Linked DNA regions of Homo sapiens: region 2 is linked to region 1. Evidence: read pairs that join two places in POLR2A ChIA-PET (ENCODE). Cell type or tissue: OCI-LY7. All regions are shown on one strand. Each heading gives the region's core, and the rest is flanking DNA. Links, peaks and the distances in the headings are about the cores only.

What was found. Peaks named below come from ENCODE experiments on the same cell type or tissue, not always from the same donor. Only the 100,000 strongest peaks of a DNase experiment are listed, where the experiment ranks them.
Region 2: POLR2A ChIA-PET joins it to region 1 with 6 read pairs; 2 of 35 experiments call an interaction of 5 or more read pairs at or near these places.

What each region holds. Positions count from the first base shown.
Region 1 is chr17:76,775,796-76,780,189 of GRCh38, reverse strand. MFSD11 (major facilitator superfamily domain containing 11) reads right to left here. Exons shown (of 13, transcript NM_001242532.5): 12 at 3,649-3,784; 13 at 849-2,002. The coding sequence ends at 1,838. Among named protein-coding and RNA genes, the nearest start is that of LINC02080, 21 kb to the left of the region's middle. In OCI-LY7, for the core only: no CTCF peak of the experiment used is centred there; a DNase peak (open chromatin) is centred at 2,139; H3K27ac peaks cover 1,974 bases.
Region 2 is chr17:76,850,244-76,854,637 of GRCh38, reverse strand. No RefSeq gene overlaps it. Among named protein-coding and RNA genes, the nearest start is that of LINC00868, 3.7 kb to the left of the region's middle. In OCI-LY7, for the core only: no CTCF peak of the experiment used is centred there; no DNase peak of the experiment used is centred there.

The DNA.
Region 1 (4,394 bases), core at 120-4,119:
AATGTCCTGGAATTAGATCATTGTGGTGGTTATGCAACCTTGTGAATGTACACTTTAAAATGGGACATTTTTATGGTTTCTGGATTTGATTTCAATTTAAAAAAAAAATTTAAGTGAGCTCTTATGGAGGGAAGCTAACACTTCCATTTAACATCTCCCCAAATAGTTATGTTCCATTCCCGCACCCAGGATGATAGACTTGCACTGCTCGAGGAGGACACATAAATGACGGTGTGACACTGGCCTGATGACGCAGCTCAGATCTCATTCCAGGTTTGTTTGGGGGTTTCTGCATTGCATCTTCCAGGAAAATTGCTAGCAAAAGTCCTCCCTCAGTAAATATGTTTGTCTTTTTCAATGTTTTTGTTGTTACAGATGTTAGATCCCTGTTCTTAAGACTTAAAGGACCGGGCATGGTGGCTCACCCCTGCAATCCCAGCACTTTGGGAGGCCGAGGCAGGTGAATCACCTGAGGTCAGGAGTTCCAGACCAGCCTGGCCAACATGGTGAAACCCCATCTCTACTAAAAATACAAAAATTAGCCAGGTGTGGTGGCACATGCCTGTAATCCTAGCTAGTTGGGAGGCTAAAGAATGAGAATTGCTTGAACCCGGGAGGCAGAGGTTGCAGTGAGCTGAGATCACGCCACTGCACTCTAGCCTAGGCGACAGAGTGAGACTCCGTCTCTAAATAAATAAATAAATAATAAATAAATTTTAAAAAAGACTTATGACAATTTTTACCTTATTTCATAATACTTAACTGGCCACTCCTTGCTATGAGCTACAAGGTAAGAAAACTTATCAAATGAAACATTTACAGAGGAAGACATCTTTTCAAAATCAATATTTCATTTCAGCATCTTGTTATTTATTTTTCATTATTTTAAAAAATTATCATTATTATTTTCTTTTCTTTTTTTTTTTTTTTTTTTTGAGATGGAGTTTCACTCTTGTCATCCAGGCTGGAGTGCAATGGCACGATCTCGGCTCACTGCAACCTCCGCCTCCCAGGTTCAAGCGAATTCTCTTACCTCAGCCTCCCTAGTAGCTAGGATTACAGGCATGCACCACCAAACCCAACACATTTTTGTATTTTTAGTAGAGATGAGGTTTCACCATGTTGGCCAGGCTGGTCTCAAACTCCTGACCTCAGGTGATCCACCCACCTCAGCCTCCCAAAGTGTTGGGATTACAGGCATGAGCCACTGTGACCAGCCTATTATTATTTTCAAGACAGGGTCTCACTCTGTTGCCCAGCCTGGAGTGCAGTGGTGTGATCATAGCTCACCGCAGCCTCAATCTCCTGGGCTGAAGTGATCCTTCTGTCTCAGCCTCCCCAACAGCTGGGAGTATAGCGGTGCAACACCACACCCAGCTTTGCTATTTATTTAAATGTCATTCTCCAACACATATGGGGAATGACATATGCTTCCCATTATTACATGGCAAAACATACTCCATATCCAGAAAAAATATTTATATGACATATGGCCTAGTATTCTAAATCAAGGCAGGATCTTCCAACAAGAGCAGGAGAGAGAAGAAAACATTTACATTCTATAACATGATTATAAGAATTGAGATAGATGAAATGAAAAACAACATCTTTGAACAATTACAGTTGACAGAACAGCTTTCCCTTATTCTACTTGCTTTAAATAACTCATATCTGTAAACTTGAACACCAACTCTGGCTGATTTAACAGTCTTAATCCCTTGATTTTCCATACTGAACATCACCCAATATATAGTGAAGATCAAAGGCGACTTCTTCCACCAAGCTCTGTGTCCAGCTGTGTTTCTGAGGTCATACGTGTCCCCTCACGGACACCAGATCAGATACTTCGGTAGTCAGAGCCGCGGGCTACAAAGGCGGCAGCTTCCCATTCCACAGTGAAGAAAGAAATTGTTCCAAAAAACCCAAATATCACCATGACCAGGAGTTGCCAGTGAAGGAGAAGGTAGTTGCTGTAGAAAAATGCCACGGCTGCGCAAATAGACTAAGAACAAACAAAACAAATCACAACGGGCGCACCGGGGGCCACACTGAGCCACAGTTAGCCCCTAGCCCCACTCCTATCCTGCCCCAAGGACACCTGGAACTCACAGTGCTTTCTATTCTTTCTGCATCAAGGTATGACTTCCTCAGTCACTGACTCACAAACATGCACCATAAACTCCTGCCACAGTTCCTGGTATTTAAAATAGCATTTTGGCCAGGTGTGGGGGTTCATGCCACCCAACACTTTGGGAGGCCAAGGTGGGAGAAATGCTTGAGCCCAGGAGTTCAAGACCAGCCTGCACAACATAGCAAGACCCCATCTCTACAAAATAAAATAAAATGAAACAAAAATAGCATTTTGTGGAAAACTGGAGTAACAAGAATGTACAGAGTAAGAAATACACTTGTCTGTATTACAAATGAATAGAATTCTGGTATCTAAGGAAGGAAATCTCTAATCAGAGCCATAGAGACCAGAACATAAAATCTGTTACACAAAAAATCTTACTGCTCATTGCTTCCTAATTCTAGTCATAAATCCTCTTAAAGGATGTCCCCAACTTTCATTTAAAAAACACAATACAAGACAAAAGCAAAAAAAGGAAAAAAAAAGAGGAAACAAAAAAATAAAATAAAATAAGAAACACAATATAGCCGGGGCGGTGGCTCATGTTTATAATCCCAGCACTTTGTGGGGCCCAAGCGGGCGGATCACTTGAGGCCAGTAGTTTGTGACCAGCCTGGCCAAAATGGCAAAACCTCATCTCTACTAAAAATATAAAAACTTAGCTGAACATGGTAGTGCACTCCTGTAATCCCACCTACTTGGGAGGCAGAGATTGCACTGAGCCAAGATCGTGCCACTGCACTCCAGTCTGGACTACAGAGTGAGACTGTCTTTTTTTTTTTTTTTTTTTTGAGACGGAGTCTCGCTCTGTGGCCCAGGCTGAAGTGCAGTGGCGCGGTCTGGGCTCACCGCAAGCTCCGCCTCCCGGGTTCACACCATTCTCCTGCCTCAGCCACCCAAGTAGCTGGGACTACAGGCACGTGCCACCACGCCCGGCTAATTTTTTTGTATTTTTAGTAGAGACAGGGTTTCACCGTGTTAGCCAGGATGGTCTCCATCTTGTGACCTCGTGATCCGCCCACCTTGGCCTCCCAAAGTGCTGGGATTACAAGTGTGAGCCGCGGCGGGCCGACTTTGTCTTTAAAAAAAAATAAAATAAAAAAATAGACCAGGTGCGGTGGCTCACGCATATAATCCCCAGCACTTTGGGAGGCCAAGGCAGGTGGATCACCTGAGGTCAGAAGTTTGAGACCAGCCTAACCAACGTGGTGAAACCCTGCCTCTGCTAAAAAGAAAAAAAAAATACAAAAATTAGCCAGGCATGGTGGTGTGCACCTGTAATCTCAGCTACTCAGGAGGCTAAGGCAGGAGAATTGCTTGAACCCGGGAGGCGGAGGTTGCAGCGAGTCAAGATTGCGCTACTGCACTCCAGCCTGAGTGACAGAGAGAGACTCTATCAAAAAAATAAAAATAAATAAATAAAAATTAAAACCACAATACAAGTAACCAAGGAAAACAAGGCAATACACAAAGGGAAGAGCCCTATGTCAAACACAATCACAATCTGAAGAGGTTACCTGAACAAACTTGAAGATGGCAAATGCTGGGGCGCTGTCTTCAGAATACAGAAAGCCCAAGATACTAAGCAGCTGGGTATTAAAGCAGCTGTCTCCAAGGCCCAACAGAAAACTGCAGAGAATGGCAACTTCTTTGCTGAAGAAAATAAAAATCAATTTAGTATGAGCAATATCTGCTAGAGCCATTTAAAATATACAAGCAACCCACCCACAAAAGAATTCTACCTGCAAGTTGTAAACACTATGAAACAAAAATAAAGACAAAGCTGGTGCGGTGGCTCACACCTGGAATCCCAGCACTTTGGGAGGCTGAGGTGGGCAGATCACTTGAAGACAGGAGTTTGAGACCAGCCTGGCCAACATGGCAAAACCCCATCTCTACTAAAAATATAAAAATTAGCTGGGCATAGTGGCGCGTGCCTGTAATCCCAGCTACTCGGGAGGCTGAGACACGAGAATCACTTGAACCCCGGAGGTGGAGGTTGCAGTGAGCGGAGATCACGCCACTTGCATTCTAGGCTGGCAGACAGAGTGAGACTCTGTCTCAAAATAAATAAATAAATAAATAAAAATAAAACATAAAGACTAGAATTTACAAAGTAAGAATTTTTGCTCAAATGCACACACCTTTACATTCTAACAAACTCTGGTCTCAACCATTTGTGAAGAAAATGCAGGTTGAGTATCCCTTATCAAGACCAGAAGTGTTTCAAATTTTCTTTTCAGATTTTGGAACATCTGCATTA
Region 2 (4,394 bases), core at 118-4,117, 74 kb before region 1:
AAGGGAATTTCTGACACATGCTGCAACATAGACAAACCTTCAAACCTTGAAGACATTATGCTGAGTGAAATAAGTCATGCACAAAAAGACAAATACTATGGGATTCCACTTATATGAGGTTCCAAAATAGTCAAACTCAGGGAGAAAGAAAGTAGAACGAGGGTTCCCAAGGGCTAGAGGGAGGAGAGAATGCAGAGTGGTTTGTTGGGTATAGAGTTTTGTGGGGTTTTTTCATTTTGTTTTGTTTTGAGACAGGGTCTCTCTCTCTCTCTCTCTGTTGCCCAGGTTGGAGTGCAAATGGCATGATCACAGCTCACTGTAGCCTTGAACTTCTGGGCTCAAGCTATCCTCCTTCCTTAGCCTCTCAAGTAGCTGGGGCTACAGGCATGCACCATCATGCTCAGCTAATGTTTTTAAAAAAATTTTTAGAGGGGTCTCTTTATATTGCCCAGGCTGCTCTCCAACTCCTGGACTCAAGTGATCCTCCCACTTCAGCTTCCCAAAATGCTGGCATTACAAGCATGAGTCACGGTGCCCAGCCCGGTTTTACGAGATGAAAGAGTTATGAAGATGGATGGTGGTGATGATCACATAGTAATATTTAGTACTTAACACTACTAAACTGTACACACAAAAATGATTAAGATGAGGCCAGCCACAGTGGCTCACACCTGTAATCCCAGCACTTTGGGAGGCTGAGGTGGGTGGATACCCTAAGGTCAGAAGTTTGAGACCAGCCTGACCAACATGGTAAAACCCCATCTCTACTAAAAATGCAAAAATTAGCCGGGCATGGTGGCACAAGCCTATAATCCCAGCTACCCAGGAGGCTGAGGCAGGAGAATCGCTTGCACCAGGGAGGCGGGGGTTGCAGTGAGCCAAGACCACTTCATTGCACCCCAGCCTGGGAGACAAGAGCAAAACTGCAACTTAAAAAAAAAAAAAAAAGATTAAGATGGCTGGGCACGGTGGCTCATGCCTATAATCCCAGCACTTTGGGAGGCTCAGGCAGGAGATCAGCCTGGACAGCAGAGGGAGACCCCATCTCTACAAAAAATTTTTAAAAATTAGCCAGGCATGGTGGCTGTTGTCCCAGCTACTCGGGAGGTGGAGGTGGGAGGATGGCTTGAGCCCAGGAGTTTGAGGCTGCAGTGAGCCATGATGGCACCACTGCACTCCAGCCTGGGTGACAGAGCAAGACCACATCTTAAAAAAAAAAAAAAAAAAAAAAATTAAGATGGTAATTTTATCTTACGTGTATTTTGCCACATTTAAATTTTTAAAGGAATGAAATACTAATATGTGCTACAATGTGAATGAATCTTGAAAACATTACGCGGGGTGAAAGAAGTCAAACACAAAAGGGCAAATATTGCAGATTCCATCTACATGAAATGTCCAGATAGGCAAAGCCATAGAACCTGAAAGCAGATTCATGGTTCCAGGGCCTAGGGGCAGGGGGAATGGAGGATAACCACTAAAGGGTACGGGGTTTCTCTTGGGGATTCATATGGTTTGGCTGTGTCCCACCCAGATTTCATCTTGAATTGTAACTCCCACAATTCCCACGTGTCGTGGGACGAATCCAGTAGGAGGTGATTGAATCACGGGGGCGGGTCTTTCCCGTGCTGTTCTCGTGATAGTGAATGAGTCTCACAAGATCTGATGGTTTTATTTTTTATTTTTAATTATTTTGAGATGGAATTTTGCTCTTTTTGCCCAGGCTGGAATGCAGTGGCATGATCTCAGCTCACTGTAACCTCTTCCTCCCAGGTTCAAGTGATTCTCCTGCTTCAGCCTCCTGAGTAGCTGGGATTACAAACATACACCATCACAATGGGCTAATTTTTTTGTATTTTTAGTAGAGACTGGGTTTCACCATGTTGGCCAGACTGGTCTCAAACTCCTGACCTCAGGTGATCCGCTCACCTCAGCCTCCCAAAGTGCTGGGATTATAGGCATACGCCACCACGCCAGGCCAATCTGTTGGTTTTAAAAAGAGGAGTTTCCTTGCACAAGCTCTCTCTTTGCCTGCTGCCATCCACGTAAGATGTGGCTTGCTCCTCCTAGTCTTCCACCATGGCTGTGAGGCCTCCCCAGCCATGTGGAACTGTAAGTCCAATAAACCTCTTTCTTTTGTAAATTGCCCAGTCTCAGGTATGTCTTTATCAGCAGGGTGAAAACGGACTAATGCAGGGGTGATGGAAATGTTTTAACTGGAAAGTGACGTTTGCACAATGGTGAATATACTAAGAATTTATAAATATACTAAAAACTACTGAATTGTACACTCTAAAGGGGTGAATTTTATGTGAATTATATCCCAGTTTTTTTTTTTTTTTAATGAAGTAACTTGCCCATGATTATGCAATTAGTAAGGAGAGTCGGGATTTGAACCCAGACTCCCTGGCTGCCCTGTGCTCTGATATCTTACAGACATGGTGTGTTTGTTAACATGGAGGACCAGCACTGAATAAATGTCGCATCTCTGATGAGAGCTTAATAAAGAGAAAACACTTAAGGAAGAAAGACTCGAACCCATCCTCGGATTCCCACGGTGAAGACAGCCCTCATTACTGCAAGCCACCAAACCCTCCCAAGGGCCTCTGACATATTATTTTGGGCACTTAAACCTTTCCTTCTAGAATATGGGTCATAAGCCCTTTCTCTCCCCCATCTTCTCTCCTCTGACTGATGACAAAGAATCTTAATTAAGTGTCCCTTGGCTGCTGGTTTAATTTGATAAATATAAAATTGAAGCATGCTAATAAAGCCATCCATCATCCCAGATCTCAGCAGTTCTTTGAGCTGAAGGCTCTACTTTTTTTTTCCCTAAGTCAATTTTTAGGATGATAATGAATTGGGTCTTGTTCAGGAATATCAGAGAACACAGGGACTCAGTGAGATGTCAGTGGGGGCTGCTGGAGACCCAGGAAATGGGAACATCTCCAGGGACCTCTGCTCCCGTTCTCCCGAACTCTCTCTCTCTCTTTTTAAATTTTTTTCTTGAGACAGAGTTTCGCTCTGTCGCCCAGGCTGAAGTGCAATGGTGCGATCTCAGCTCACTGCAACCTCCACCTCCTGGGTTCAATTGATTCTCCTGCCTCAGCCTCCTGAGTAGCTGGGATTACAGGCACCCGCCACCACACCCGACTAATTTTTGTTTTTGTTTGTTTGTTTTTTGTTGTTGTTTTTGAGACAGAGTCTCACGCTGTCGCCCAGGCTGGAGTGCAGTGGCGTGATCTCGGCTCACTGCAACCTCTGCCTCCCAGGTTCAAGTAATTCTCCTGTCTCAGCCTCCCGAGTAGCTGGGACTACAGGCGCCCGCCACCACGCCTAGCTAATTTTTGTATTTTTAGTAGAGACGGGGTTTCACCATATTGGTCAGGCTGGTCTCGAACTCCTGACCTCAGGTGACCCACCCACCTCAGCCTCCCAAAGTGCTGGGATTACAGGCATGAGCCACCGCACCCAGCCTAATTTTTGTATTTTTAATAGAGATGGGATTTCACCATGTTGGCCAGGTTGGTCTTGAACTCCAGACCTCAGGTGATCTGCCCGCCTCAGCCTCCCAAAGTGCTGGGATTACAGGTATGAGCCACTGCGCCTGGCCCCTGCCCCCAAACTCTTACAGAACCCCATAATGCCCACCCCGCCCCTCCTCTCTGCACCTTCCCCCCACCTACCCCACCTTGTGGCCCATCCCCCGCCTCCGCACCTGGCCCCAACCCCTCTGCCTGTTCCTCTAACTGCCAAGCCCAAGTTCTTATCAGGTGCCTCTCCCACCTCCTCACTCAGCTTCTAAAACTGCCCCCCTCTTAGTTCCACTCTCTCACTCCATGGAGTAGAAGGCATTTTGTGTGACTTGCAAGTCTCAGAGAAGCCAGGCCCAGCTCCTGGGCTGTGCTCAGCCCCACCGGGGGCACCTGAGCCCCAGGCATAGCTCGTCCAGCCCTAGACTTACCCTTGGCCGGCCGAGCTCAACAGCCTTGGGCGGTAGGATGTCCTGACTGTCCTTAGCGGCTCTTGCCTTGAAGGAAGAGTTGAGGCAACACAGGTAGGGACCACTCCGACATGTAGGGGCTGCCCTCCAAGCTCCCTGTCCTGAGTTGTCCAAACTTCTGTCTGCCTCAGGGCTGCTGGCTGTCCAGGGACCCGGATGCTCAGCATCATTCTCTTCCAAAAGGCCCCTCCTTGGTTTCCTGACAATCCGGCCTGTGATATTTGAAGCACGCAGAAATACCACTTGCGCATGGTTGAGAAAAAGGTCATCGCCTCACACTGAGTGCGTGGTCAGCTCGCGCTGCGGTAACAGATCAAAGACCAGGGGCTTAAACAATGGGCATCGCTTTCTCACAGGTCTGGCAGCCGCAAGCCCAGGATCAAGGTGTTGG